Regions from separate parts of the Homo sapiens genome. Here region 1 is linked to region 2. A link is an interaction called in ENCODE POLR2A ChIA-PET data of the cell type or tissue named here. Cell type or tissue: OCI-LY7. All regions are shown on one strand. Links, peaks and the distances in the headings refer to the core of each region. The heading gives the core; the rest is flanking DNA.

Region 1 (6,952 bases), core at 1,326-6,325, 110 kb after region 2:
CTGAGGTTAATGCTAAATTTTTTAAGATGAAACTTGGTCTATCCTAGAAGTGTTCCCATATGACTAATTGTTTACTACATCATTTTTAATGGATATAATAAAATAATTATTTATCGTTTTAAAAGATTACATACTTTTGCATTTGAGATATGTGACGTAAGTGCTTTAAAATTTCCTTCCCTTATATAAACACTGTGTTTGAGTAATTTTGCTGAATTTTTCAGTTTAAAAAACCATTTGAACAACTCCGACATGGAAATTAAAGCTTGCGCCAGTGACTGCAAGCTAAGGCTAATATTGAGCCTACAAAGGGAAGGGAGGTTATTAAAGGCCCAGTTAGTTCTTTCTAGGAAGCCTCCCCTGCGGATGTCGGAGCCTGCTCACCCCAGCCATGGAAGAACCTTTATACTGAGAGAAGCTACAGAGCCCTGGAAAACTGGAGACCCACAGGCAGATGCAGTAAACATTAAGATGGAAGGGGATTGGGAGGGTCATACTCAGGATGAAGTTGTTATTGTTTTGAGGCAGTTTCTAGACTTTGTAAAATAAAACAAAATTAGGTTTATTTTTTAAAAAATTCTAAAATACTGCAACAGAAGGAAGTACCAACTATATAATCTTTAAGGATTGCAAAGTTTAGGCAGATAAAGGCTTTCTTAGGGAGGAGCAAAAAAGATTAGAAGGTGAGAGGGGAATGGCAAATGGAGGGTGTATAAATCAGATTTTATTTTTTATTTTTTAATTAAATTATTTTTTTGAGACAGAGTCTTACTTTGTTGCCCAGGCTGGAGTGCAGTGGCTGGATATCACCTCACTGCAACCTCTGCCTCCTGGGTTCAAGTGACTGTCATGCCACAGCCTCCTGAGAAGCTGGGATTACAGCCGCCCACCACCATGCCGGGCTAATTTTTGTATTTTTACTAGAAATGGGGTTTTGCCATATTGGCCAGGGTGGTCTCAAACTCCTGACCTCAGGTGATCTGCTCTTCTCAGCCTCTCAAAGTGCTGGGATTACAGGCGTGAGCCACCACGCTCAGCCCAAATCAGATTTTAGATTAGAAAATGTTTTACCCTGAAGTCAGCAAGTTTTTAGGAGAAACATAAAATGGGGTTGTATGTTGGCTCAGACTGAGTAGCTCAAAGTTCAGGAGCTGTGGGAAGGAGATAAACTTAACTATATTTTGATTAAGAAGTATTTTATTTGACCGCTGAAGAAAAATTCGGCTATTTTTTTAAATACAAAAAAGAAAATCTTATACATAGTGCTAGCTAGTTATTCCAGTACCATTTTATTAAATAGGGAATTCTGGCCGGGCATGGTGGCTTACGCCTGTAATCCCAGCTCTTTGGGAGGCCAAGGCGGGTGGATCACCTGAGGTCGGGAGTTTGAGACCAGCCTGACCAACATGGAGAAACCCTACAAAAAAAATAGTCGGACATGGTGGCCCATGCCTGTAATCCCAGCTACTCAGGAGGCTGAGACAGGAGAAACGCTTGAACCTGGAGGCGGAGGTTGTGGTGAGCCGAGATTGAGCCATTGCACTCCAGCCTGGGCAACAAGAGTGAAACTCCGACTCAAAAAAAAAAAAAAAAGGAAATTCTTCCTACATTGATCTTGTCAGCTTTTTTGATGATCAGATGGTCAGATGGTTGTAGATGTGTGGCATTATTTCTTGGCTCTATTCTGTTGCATTGTTCTATGAGCCTTTTTTTTTTTTTTTTAATCACTACCATGCTGCTTTGGTTACAGCCTTATAGAATAGTTTCAAGTTGGATAATGTAATGCCCAGCTTTGTTCTTTTTGCTTAGAATTGCCTTGGCTATTCAGGCTCTTTGTTGGTTTCATATGAATTTTAAAATAGTTTTTTTAGTTCTGTTAAGAATGTTTTTGGTAGCTTGATAAGAATGACATTAGATCTGTAAATTTCTTAGGGCAGTATGGCCATTTTAATGATATTGATCTTTTCTTTTCTTTTTTTTTTGAGATAGAGTTTTGCTCTTGTTGCCCAGGCTGGAGTGCAATGGCACGATCTCGGCTCACCGCAACCTCTGCCTCTGGATTCAAGTGATTTCTCCTGCCGCAGCCTCCTGAGTAGCTGGGATTACAGACATGCGCCACCACGCCCAGCTGATTTTATATTTTTAGTAAAGACGGGGTTTCTCCATGTTCAGGCTGGTCTTGAATTCCCAACCTCAGGTGATCTGCCCGCCTCTGCCTCCCAAAGTGCTGGGATTACAGGCTGAGTCATGCCACCCAGCTGATGTTGATCTTTTCTATCCATGAGCATAAAGTAATTTTCAATATATTTGTGTCATATCTGACTTATTTAAGCAGTGTTTTGTAATTCTTGTAGAGATCTTTCACTTGCCTGATCAGCTGTATTCCTGGATGTTTTATTATTTTTGTGGCAATTGTGAATGGGATTGTGTTTTTATTTTTGTTTGTTTATTTGTTTTTTGAGATGGAGTTTCGCTCTTGTTGCCCAGGCTGGAGTGCAATGGTGCAATCTTGGCTCACTGCAACCTCGACCTCCCGGGTTCAAACGATTCTCCTGCCTTAGCCTGCCAAGTAGCTGGGATTACAGGCCTGTGCCACCACGCCTGGCTAATTTTTTGTTTAGGAGAGACGGGGTTTCACCATGTTAGTCAGGCTGGTCTTGAACTCCTGACCTCAGGTGTTAGGCGATCCACCCACCTCGGCCTCCCAAAGTGCTGGGATTTCAGGTGTGAGCCACCAGGCCCAGCCTGGGATTATGTTTTTGATTTGGCTTTTGGCTTGGATGCTGCTGATGTACAGGGATCCTACTAATTTTTGTACATTTATTTTGTATTCTGAAATTTTGCTTCACTTCTTCAGTTTAAAGAACGTTTCTGTGGAGACAGAAAAGAGAAGAACTTTTCTGTGGGTTCTCTAGATATAGAATTATGTTGTCTGTGAACAGGGATAGTTTGACTTTTTCTCTTCTATTGAATACCTTTTATTTTAGTCTCTTGCCTGATTAACTGTGGTGTGGACTACCAATTCTGTGTTGAATAGGAGTGGTGAGAGAAGGCATCCTTGTCTTGTGCCAGTTTTCATGGAGAAATGCTTCCAGTTTGTCCATTCAGTACGTTGGTTGTGGGTTTGTCTTGGATAACTTGTTATTTTGAAATATGTACCTTCAATGCCTAGTTTGTTGAAGGTTTTTAACATGAAAGATGTTAAAATTTTTTTGAAAGCTCCTGCATCTATTAAGATAATCTTGCAGTTTTTATCTTTATTTTTGTTAATGTAACGAATCACATTTATTAATTTGTGTATGTTGAACCAACCTCATATCCCAGAGAAAAAGCCTACTTGATCATAACTGATTAACTTTTTGGTGTGCTGCTGAATTTAATTTGCCAGTATTTTATTGAAGATTTTTGCATATCAATGGTCCTCAAGGATATTTGCATAAAGTTTTCTTTTTATATCTGTGTCAGGTTTTGGTGTCTGAATGATGCTGTTCTTACCTAATGAGTTGAAGGAGGGAGTGTCTTCTCAATTTTTTGGAATAGTTTTAGAAAGAATGGTACCAGCTCTTTTTTTTATACATCTTGTAGAATTTAGCTGTGGATGTCTCTGGTCCTGGGCTTTTTTTGGTTGCTAGGCTATTTATTACTAATTCAGTTCTGTAGTTTGTTATTGTTCTATTCAGAGATTCAATTTCTTTTTTGTTCAGTCCTGGGAGGATGTATTTTTCAGGAATGTACTATTTCTTTTAGATTTTCTAGTTTGTGTGCATGGAAGTGTTCATAGTAGACTTCAATAGTTATTTGTATTTTTCTGGGGTCAGTGGTAATGTCCCTTTTGTCATTTCTAATTGTATTTATTTGAATCTTCATTAATCTTGCTAGTGGGTTATTTAGCTTATTAATTTTTTTAATAGATTTAACTCCTGGATTTCTTGATCTGTTGCATAGTTTTTTATGTCTAAATCTCCTTCAGTACAGCTCTTGTTATTTTTTGCCTTCTGCTAGCTTAGGGGTTTGTTTCCCCTTGCTTCTCTCCTTATTTTATTCATAATGTTAGGTTGTTAAATTGAGATCTTTTTAACTTTTTTATGGGGGCATTTAGTGCTATAAATTTTTCTGTTAGCACTGCATTAGCTGTGTTGCAGAGATTCTGATATGCTGTACTTTGTTCTCATTTGTTTCAAAGAGCTTTTTGATTTTGCCTTAATATTATTATATACCCAAAAGTTATTCAGGTACAGGTTGTTTAATTTCCATGTACTTGTATGGTTTCAAGTGGTTTTCCTTGTATTGAATTATATTTTAATCAATCTGTGGTCTGAGTATGTGGTTGGTATAATTTTGGGATGTTTGAAATTGCTGAGGATTGTTTTATTTTGGATTGCGTGGTCAATTTTAGAGTATGTGCCACATGGTGCTGAGAAGAATATATATTATGTTGTTTTTAGATGGAGAGTTCTGTAGATTTCTAGTAGGGCTATTTGGTTAAGTATTGAGTTTAGTTCTTTTTTAATTTGCTGCCTCAATAATGTGTCTAATAGTGTCTGTGGGGTGTTGTAGTCTCCCACTATTGTATCAGAATCTAAGTCTCTTCATAAATCTCTAAGAACTTGCCTTATTCATGTGCACCTGTGAAAGGAAATTAAATCTTGGGACCCAAAACTCATTAAGCCAAACAGAAAAGTTAAGCTGGGAACGGGGTCACACAAACCTGCCTTCCTCTTTTGGCTCTGTTGACGAAGAGTCAAACTCTGTAAAATATTTTAAGAGATTTATTCTGAGCCAAATATGAGTGACCATGGCCTGTGACACAGCCCTCGGGAGGTCCTGTGATCAGGCCAAGGTGGTCGGGTTACAGCTTGGTTTTATATATTTTAGGGAGACATGAGACATCAATGAAATACATTTAAGAAATACATGGATTTGTCCGAAAGGCAGAACAACTCAAAGTGGCGGCTTCCGGGCTATAGGCAAATTTACACATTTTCCGGTTGACAGTTGGTTGAGTATATCTGAAGACCTCGGATCAATAGAAAGAAAATGTTCAGGTTAAGATAAAGGATTGTGGAGACCAAGTTTTATTGTGGAGAGGAATCTCAGATAGCAGACTTCAGAGACAGCAGGTTGTAAAAATGTTTCTTCTTACTGGACTTAAAAAGGTGCCTGGCTCTTAGTTGATTGATTATCTCCTGGATCTGGAATGTAAGGAAGGAAAACAAAAGAGGAAAGGGGATTGTCTATAGAATGTACATTTTTCCCACAAGAGACTTTTGCAGGGCAATTTCAAGGCATGGCAAGAAAATATATTTTGGTGTTAAATATTTTGATTTTTTTTTTCTTGTCTCATAATGTTACGCCAGAGTCAGATTGGAAAGTAAGTCACGATCTATAGGGTCAAATAAAACCCATCTGATGAGAATTTATGGTTTGTAGGGCATGACCCCTTACAAACAATTAGATAGAAATTTGGGCAAGATAAAAAATTCAGAGCTTAGTCCTCAGTTCCTAAATAAGATGGCTACAAGAAGAAAAGCTACATACCTCCCCCATCTTTTGCCCACAAGAAAATTTCTAGTGAGCCGCAAGATCTTTACCCTAAGGTGTTTCTGTTAAAATGTAAACTGATAGCTTATCTTTACAGATACAGTCACCCCCCTGCCCAACAGACACAAATGCATATCTGATTGTTCCCCTGCCTCGTTTTGTCTTGTCTTATGTTAAAAAAAAAAAATGCAGATTCACTGAGCCAGACAATGGCATGAGTGACTATTTTTCCCTACCCCCCTCTTACATAACAATTGTGTACTTCTCAATATCTCACTGTAGGAGAAAATATAAATTAGAAATAAGAGGGTTTATTCTCCTGCATGAAAATAAGGGAGGATATTTTGTTAATTTATTTTTCTTTAAAGCACTTAAATTATATGTAGATTTTTTTCTTTGTTGTTTGAAAGATATGTAAATCATATTAACAGCTAAATCTTTTGTCATTGTTTTTGACTCAGGATTGTCTTTATCTAGGACCTCAGATTCATTGCTTTGTTTTTGCTTTGGCAAAGGTTTTTTTTTTTTTTTTTTCATTTAATCTGTATCTTTTAAGGTAGACACAGATTTGTTTAGATTAAAGCTCATTTTAAGAGCACACAAAAGTTGAGCACAAAGATAGGATTACATTTAGCAATACAGAATGATGAAGACTAAAAGATACCAAGTAAGCTCCTTTGACAGAAAACAGATTATCCAAGGTAATTATTTAATATTTGCAGGCTGAAGTACTTACATTGCAAAAGCGAGGTTCAGTGTATGAACTGAACAGTGGAGTCTGTGGTTGTGCTTTGGTTTCTGCTTATTACTTCAGAACAATTAGCATAGTTATGTGTAGTGTTTGTAGACAAACTGCATTCATATAAATTAAGCAGTATTTTATACAGTAGTGTGAATATAACACCACAATATTTGCTTTGAATGAATCCCTTAGTAATTTCAATATTTTTATATTCATACATTTGGAATATAAAGTGTTTTAATTGGATTATGGTTACAGACAATTTTTAAAAATCCTATGTACATTATAAATAGTACATTAAAATTATACTAAGTGTATCTAATCAAAAAAGTTACTATCAAATTATTACAGTAGATATTAGTATAACATGGTTACTAATTTATCCAATAGAGATAATTATAGGTAAGCATAACTTCAGTGTCTTTCGTTTCACTAAATTGGAATGCTGCTGTTACAGGAAAAATAAACAAGGGTGATGTGGCCACCCAAAAACCGTAATAGCTCTTCACTTACCCATGATGCAAGCTCAAATATATTCCACTATATTAACAAAGTCATATTCCAATTCTTCATTAAAAAGTTCTGGTGGGGATAAGGGAGGAGACCACCCCTCATACTGTCTCATGCCCAATTTCTGCCTCCAAAGAAAGAAGTAAAAACTAAAAGGCA
Region 2 (6,952 bases), core at 1,033-6,032:
ACAATCACTTCTTAATGTTCTGTCTGCCACTCCAAGGTTTTCTTAGGCCCCCTCCTTCCCCAGCACATCAGGCCTGAGGGTTTACTACTACACAAGATTGGCAAATTGACTTCACTCATATGCCTCGTGTCAAAAAATATAAGTACCTCCTAGTTTGGGTTGATACCTTCACCAGATGGGTCGAGGCCTTCCCTACTGGATCTGAAAAGGCTGCAGCAGTTTTTACCTCTCTTCTAACAGATATTGTTACCTGTTTCGGCCTCCCTACTTCCATCCAATCTGACAGTGGTCCAGCCTTCATTAGCCAAATCACCCAGGCAGTTTCCCAGGCCCTTGGCATCCAGTGGAATCTCCACACCCCATACCATCCTCATTCCTCAGGAAAGGTTGAAAGAGCCAACGGCCTCTTAAAAACTCACCCTCCAACTCCGAAAGGACTGGACTGTTCTCCTACCACTTGTGCTTCTCAGGATCTGAGCCACCGCCCATGAACCTACCAGGTATAGCCCATTCGAACTCTTATATGGTAGTACTTTTCTACTGGGGCCCAACCTCATCCCAGACACCAGTCCTCCAACAGGCTAGGAATGAAATCTGTCAGGCTGCTAACCTTCTTTTACCCACCTCAGATACCCAGCCATATGAGGACACTCTGGCCAGACAGCCCATCCTGATAAAGAGCTTAACCCCCTGATCTCTACAACCTCAGTGGACAGGACCCTTCCTGGTCGTTTATGGTACCCCAATGGCTGTCTGCTTACAAGATCCTCCTCAGTGGATTCACCCTTCCAGAGTAAAGCTGTGTCCATCTGACACTCAGCCTGACCCTTCTTCCTCCTCTTGGAAGTCGCAAGTACTCTCCCCGACCTCGTTAAAACTCACCGAAATCCCTGAAGAAACTTAAATGTCCTGCTCCTGTCCGCCCTGCTTCTTCACCCTCTTCCTCCACTCTATTTGCCAAGACATCTCCTGGTTTCATCCCCAAACTCCCACCTTAGATTCTCTCTTAAACTGGATAGATGATCTCATCTTTTAGGGCACTCTGTATAACTTCTTCCCAGATGAGACGCCTCTGTTTACCTTCCTACTCACTCTTTATCTATCCCTCCTGCTCCTTTGGCTACCTGGCATGGCCGCACTCCCACTTCCAGTAATGCCTAATTACCTCTACAAAACTCTCAACCCACTCTCTGTTAAACCAGTCCAACCCTTCTTTGGCAAAGGACGCTGGCTTTGCATTTCTCTATCAGCTACCACTTACGTTGCCACTCTCATTCCCACAAAAAACTGGGTAGTTACTAGCTTAACCTACCACCCTCGTAATGAAGGAAAAAGCCCCTTCTAACTCCTACATATGCAGTCATTGGCCAACTTCTCCATCAATGAAATGACCGAAAATACCCTGACAGGTCGTGCAGTTCAACTTTTACGCTCCTACATGTCCAGCCTCACCCATTACACAAGTAATGAAAAGCCCATACACGGCCCTGTGACTACAAACGCTGTCTTAACTTTCCAAGCCCCTTTATGCATCCAACACAACCTGTCATCAGGCCTACCTCTAGGTCACCTACTGTTCCATCAGTGCAACTACGCCTTGCAGCTTCAAGCCCCAACTGACTGTATTAACTTCCAGGTCTCCCAAACAGCTACATTCAAACAGCCTGTCCGCTTCTCAAAGCCCCCAGAAGTCATCAGCACCTCTCTGCTTAACAAACAATCCGGGTTTTGTAATGGCAGGCATACGCACTGCATGACCATTCACCCCTGGACCTCCTGCAGCAGCACTCCCACCACTGACGAATGCCTCCTTATCCCCTCTTTCGATTACCCTTCTGAGTGGCTCCTAGTAGATACAAAATGATTTTTCCTCCAATGGGAAAATAAAACACAGGGAGCCACTCAGCTTATCCCAAACATCCCTTTTCAGCCGCTCACTGGGGCCGCCTTGGCAAGTACCCTAGGGGTGTGGGAAAATGAAAACAAATTCACACACCTTTTTAACATACACAGCCAGTTCTGCCTACCCAGCCAAGGCATATTCTTCTTGTGTGGAACTTCAACCTATGTCTGCCTCACCACTAACTGGACAAGCACCTGTACCCTAATCTTCCTAAGCCCCAAAATTGACATTGCCCCTGGAAACCAAACCTTACCAGTCCCTGTCAGAGCCCAAGTCCATCAGCATAGGGCTGTGCAGATAATACCCTTGCTTATAGGACTAGGAGTTACCAATGCCACAGGAACTGGAATAGCAGGTTTGTCCCCTTCCCTGTCCTACTATCATACACTCTCAAAGGATCTCTCAGACAGCCTACAAGACATAGCAAAATCCACCCTTACTCTCCAATCCCAAATAGACTCCTTAGCAGCAGTAACTCTGCAGAACCACCGTGGCTTAGACCTCCTAACCGTCGAAAAAGGTGGGCTATGCACCTTTTTAGGGGAAGATTGTTTTTCCACCAACCAGTCTGGACTAGTACGAGATGCTGCCTCGCAGTTAAATGAAAAGGCTTCTAAAATCAGACAATGTCTTTCAGACTTTTAACACCAATCTTTGGAGCTGGGCGTTGTGGCTTCTCCCTATAGCTGGGCCCCTCATTTCCATCATTCTCCTTCTCCTATTTGGACCCTGCCTCTTCCGTCTAGCCTCTCAGTTCCTACAAAATCTCATTCAAGCTATTACCAATCAATCTATGCGACAAATGCTACTCCTAACTGCCCCTCAATGTCACCCCCACCCCAAGATCTCTCTCCCAATTAGGAGTCCATGCCGCCCCAAGTCCCGCTCGAAGAATCCCTGAGAAACATCACCCCGTCCACTTCTTTTCTTATTAAAACAAAAAGACAGGAATGTCATATCCCACAAATATGGCTGCATTATTGCCAGCAGGCCATTATTGACGGTGGGCCATTAAGAACTCTGTGACCAGCACATATGCCTCCAGACTTCCTGGAACCAGAAAACCTGCAACAACCAAAAACCACAAAAGAAGAACAACGGGTTTCTGTTCCAACTGGTTGATCAACTTCTTGAGTCAACAAGTCCCAAAACCATGTTGTAATTTTCCACCCGCCACTTTGCCCTGTAAAGACTGCTCTCCCTCACACCTCCGGGCTGACTCCCTTTTCCGATTCAGCCCACTAACACCCAAGTGAATAAACGGCCTTGTTGCTCACACAAAGTCTGCTTGGGTCTTCAATCCAGACCACGCTGTAACACACACTTACAAAATTCTGCTGAGAATATGCCCCCCGTTATTCATAATGCTCATGTTTTTCATACTGAGGGTAGCTGTGCACTTTGGGTTTTTACAGAGAAATGTGTTTTAGGGGAAGTTTTTCTGGCTGACTTGTTCAATCATATCTAATCTGAGTTTTTTTCTTAAGATGCTTTTCTTTTTTTTTCCCTCTCAATATAATCATTTTCAGAGTGAGCTGTTTTTCTCTTGAATGCATTGGGTGTCTGTTTTGGAAGCCCTATTACTATCCCATGGTGTCTGTTAATGAGGTGGGCTGTCATAGTGAGAACTCTTGGAGCTATCTCTATATGGACTCATGCTGGAAATCCAGCAGAGTGATTTCCATGTCACCATTACAAATAAAAAACTGAGGCTTAAACACTGCACCCATTCCCATTATTGTGAAGGTGCAATTCTACCCAGGAGGCCTGCAGGCTCTCCTCCTGCAACTCAGGCTTCATTCTCTGATGTGGCATTGAAGTGCTGCTGTGGCAGTTGGGGTTATATATAGGGTGCCAGGTGTGAGCTGTGTGCTGGGGGCTCTGCCTCAGTGGCAGATGGTAGGAGTCAAGAGAGGACACAAGCTACCAGGAGACGGCAAGCAGGAGGCACCTGGCTTTAAGTTGCAAAATTACCTTTTGTCATGAAGATGTGAAAAGTGTATTTTGTCATTGATTATAACCAATTAGCATATATGGATGACCTCCCAAATTACCAGGTGAATTTATGATGAACTATGTATGACATGTGCTGTAAATTTTTCTACTTGTGGACTAATTATTGTGACCGTCTTTCTGTCTTTGCAATCTCTTAAGCAGATTGACTGTGATGCATGTCACATTCTGGTTGAATTGTGTAATAAAACAGCTTTCTTTCTGTTCTATCATTGTGGAGTTACTCTGGAGCTGGAGAAAATTTTTCTTTTATTTATATTTTCCAAACACTGTCTAGAATTACCACACATGATATAAACATATAAGGTGCCAACCAAGCTTTAATCCAGAGGAGGCTTTTCCTTTCAGGCTTCCAGTCAACTCACAATTGTGCTGCAAAATGCATGCTGTCCCCTAAATATGCAGGCAGAATTGTGTCTCTGTCTATTTGGTGTTATAGTCCTCTACAGTCACCTCTAGAGAGCTAGGCCAGATTTCTACATACTTCACAGGGCAGCAGTTAACCATTTTACCTCTTTCAATGACTCTTGTATCTTTAGACCAGAAACTGCTTCAGAGATCATGGGACCCAGAAACCCAGAGTAACGTGTGCCTTAAGTAGACATGAGAATCTCCATATTTTTTCCCTTCCTCCTCTTTTTTTTTTTTTTTTTGACATGGGTTCTCACTCTGTTGCCCAGGCTGGAGTGCAGTGGCATGATCTCGGCTCACTGCAACCTCCACCTTCTGGGTTCAAATGATTCTTCTGCCTCAGCCTCCTGAGTAGCTGGGATTACAAGCACGCACCAAGACGTACAGCTAATTTTTGTATGTTTAGTGGAAGGGGGGGTTTCACCATGTTGGCCAGGCTGGTCTCAAACTCATGACCTCAGGTGATCTGCCTGCCTCGGCCTCCCAAAGTGCTGGTGTTACAGGTATGAGCCACCACACCCAACCCCTTCTTCCTCTTCTTAAAATACCCACAAATGTGTGGATGACACCTACTGCTACTGCACCCATCCAGGAACTAAATTTGCAGCTCCAAATTCTGAATCAGGGTCTTAAGATTTGGGAAAAAATAAAACCTTTTATCTGAGAAATGCAAATTCTTTTAGTTATAAGGTTCAGAGACATTAAAATAATACCACAATTATGTATTTCTCTGTTCTTTGAGCTAAGAATTTATCTCTTGAAACTGCTTGCTATTGCCACAAGTAGGTATAAATTAAACTAATAATGACACACTGGATCCTGTAACCCACACCCTATAGCTTAACAATGTTTATCCAATCAATAATCAATCTTATTTTTTTGTAAACAAATGAGAGTTTCTGACAAACAACTTTGTATCAGCCCACCCTCTTTCCCTCTCTTTTTGCCTTTACAAATCCACTTGCAGCTGCGCTAATCAAAGTGTAGATTCCTGGCAACATGAATCTTTGATCCCAGGTTACAATTCCCAATCTTGGCTCAAATAAACTCTCTACTTATATTCATGTAGCTTCAGCTTTTTCCTTTCAAGTAGACATATTATTTAGAATGTGCTAGAGCAGCCTCTATGAGGCGATCTCTCCTTTGGTTGTGCTCCACTTGCTGTAACACCCAAAAATGCAGAGGCAGGCTGCTCCCACCTAGAATCTGTACATAAGGTCTGGCCTCTCCCTGGAATTTACAAGACAGGGCCAGACTCTGGTTTGAGAAAGTACAGAAAACCAACAGGAGACATTTTCTGCATTGTGAGATGTCAACATAGACATCTTAAAGCTTCCCTTTGAGAGTGTTGCTCTTAGAACTTTTCAGATCTTGTTCAGTGACCTGCTACAGTTATGTGAGAGGATCCAGGTGTAAATAGAATCTGATGACAGATTCTGTAAGCGTAAACAAGCATCTTAGGGGTGAGAGATGAAGGCCACAAAGTATCGAGAGTCATGATCACAATTATACCTACCCGTAAAATGTAATACTGGACTAGAGTATTTTTTCTTTCCTTTTGCCCAAGAGCTAGCTAATTAGGACCCGTAATCTGGAGCTCCACTGTGGCAGTTCCACTTTCTATTTAGAATCAGCCTGAGTCTCTCCTGCCTGCCTTATCCTTGGCCATCAGCCCAGGGTCACTGGGAACTCTCTCACAATCACCTAGGCATCTTTGAGATATTTGAGGATGTCCAGAGCAGAATTGTGTCAGGTTGACAAGAGTGGTTAATTCTGCCTCTGTCTCAGTGTAAGAGAAATGAGACATCCTGTGTTTGCTCCTCCCCTCATACAAGAGATGTCTTTGGTTGGTATCCAGTTGAGAGTTTCCCAGTTTCCTGATAGTTGGATGAAAAACAAGGAGGAGGTCTGGAGACTCAAGCAGATAAACTAATTGCTACCATTTCATATGGCCCTTAGAAAAATAGATAAAGCAGTCATGGTCCCTACCATCTAGGAACTGTTAGTCTAGACTAGCAACTGAATACGTGGTTGAATTAAGCATCATATGGTTGGCAAAGTGAATAGATGTGTGGGAAAACGTGTGGGCTTTATTTGGGCCACTTTCTTTATATCGTTGTGACTTCTGAGGTCATCATTTGAATGAATGTTTATGACCACAAGAGTTTTAAATATTTTTATTTCTTTTACTTTGCTAAGAATACATATTTATCTTATAATAAAATTACCCTAGAAAACCCCAGGAGATTTGTTTAAATGGCTAATTAGTATATTTACACAGTTGATGGGTTGAGCAGAGTAATATATAGGGTTTACTCCCAGCTGCAGTTCTGTTCAGATTCACCCTTTTTGGAGGCTTTATTTAGGTCTGGCCCCACCCTGGAGTCTTGCCTCACAGAACTGATTAGAAGAGATCAGAGTTTTGGCTGGTGCCTTTCCGGAGTGGTTGCTAACAATTCCCGAATTCCACAAGGAGATAAATGGGAAAAAAAGGTATGCATTTTAGGGTCCTAATTTTTAAAATTTTTTATTAAAACCAGTATTTGCAGAGACATTCCATTTAGCAATGTGTTTTCTATTCCTGCAGATCCAGTAGTTTCCCACAAGTCACAAAAAAATAAACAC

Evidence for each region. Peaks named below come from ENCODE experiments on the same cell type or tissue, not always from the same donor. Only the 100,000 strongest peaks of a DNase experiment are listed, where the experiment ranks them.
Region 1: POLR2A ChIA-PET joins it to region 2 with 5 read pairs; 4 of 35 experiments call an interaction of 5 or more read pairs at or near these places.

The regions. Positions count from the first base shown.
Region 1 is chr7:64,797,202-64,804,153 of GRCh38, forward strand. The region is part of intron 1 of ZNF138 (zinc finger protein 138); the gene reads left to right. Among named protein-coding and RNA genes, the nearest start is that of ZNF138, 6.2 kb to the left of the region's middle. In OCI-LY7, for the core only: no CTCF peak of the experiment used is centred there; no DNase peak of the experiment used is centred there.
Region 2 is chr7:64,683,706-64,690,657 of GRCh38, forward strand. The region is part of intron 1 of ZNF107 (zinc finger protein 107); the gene reads left to right. It also overlaps the pseudogene BNIP3P11. Among named protein-coding and RNA genes, the nearest start is that of MIR6839, 8.1 kb to the left of the region's middle. In OCI-LY7, for the core only: CTCF peaks have their summits at 1,606, 5,467 and 5,682; DNase peaks (open chromatin) are centred at 1,566, 3,016, 3,756 and 5,606; H3K4me3 peaks cover 4,096 bases; H3K27ac peaks cover 5,000 bases.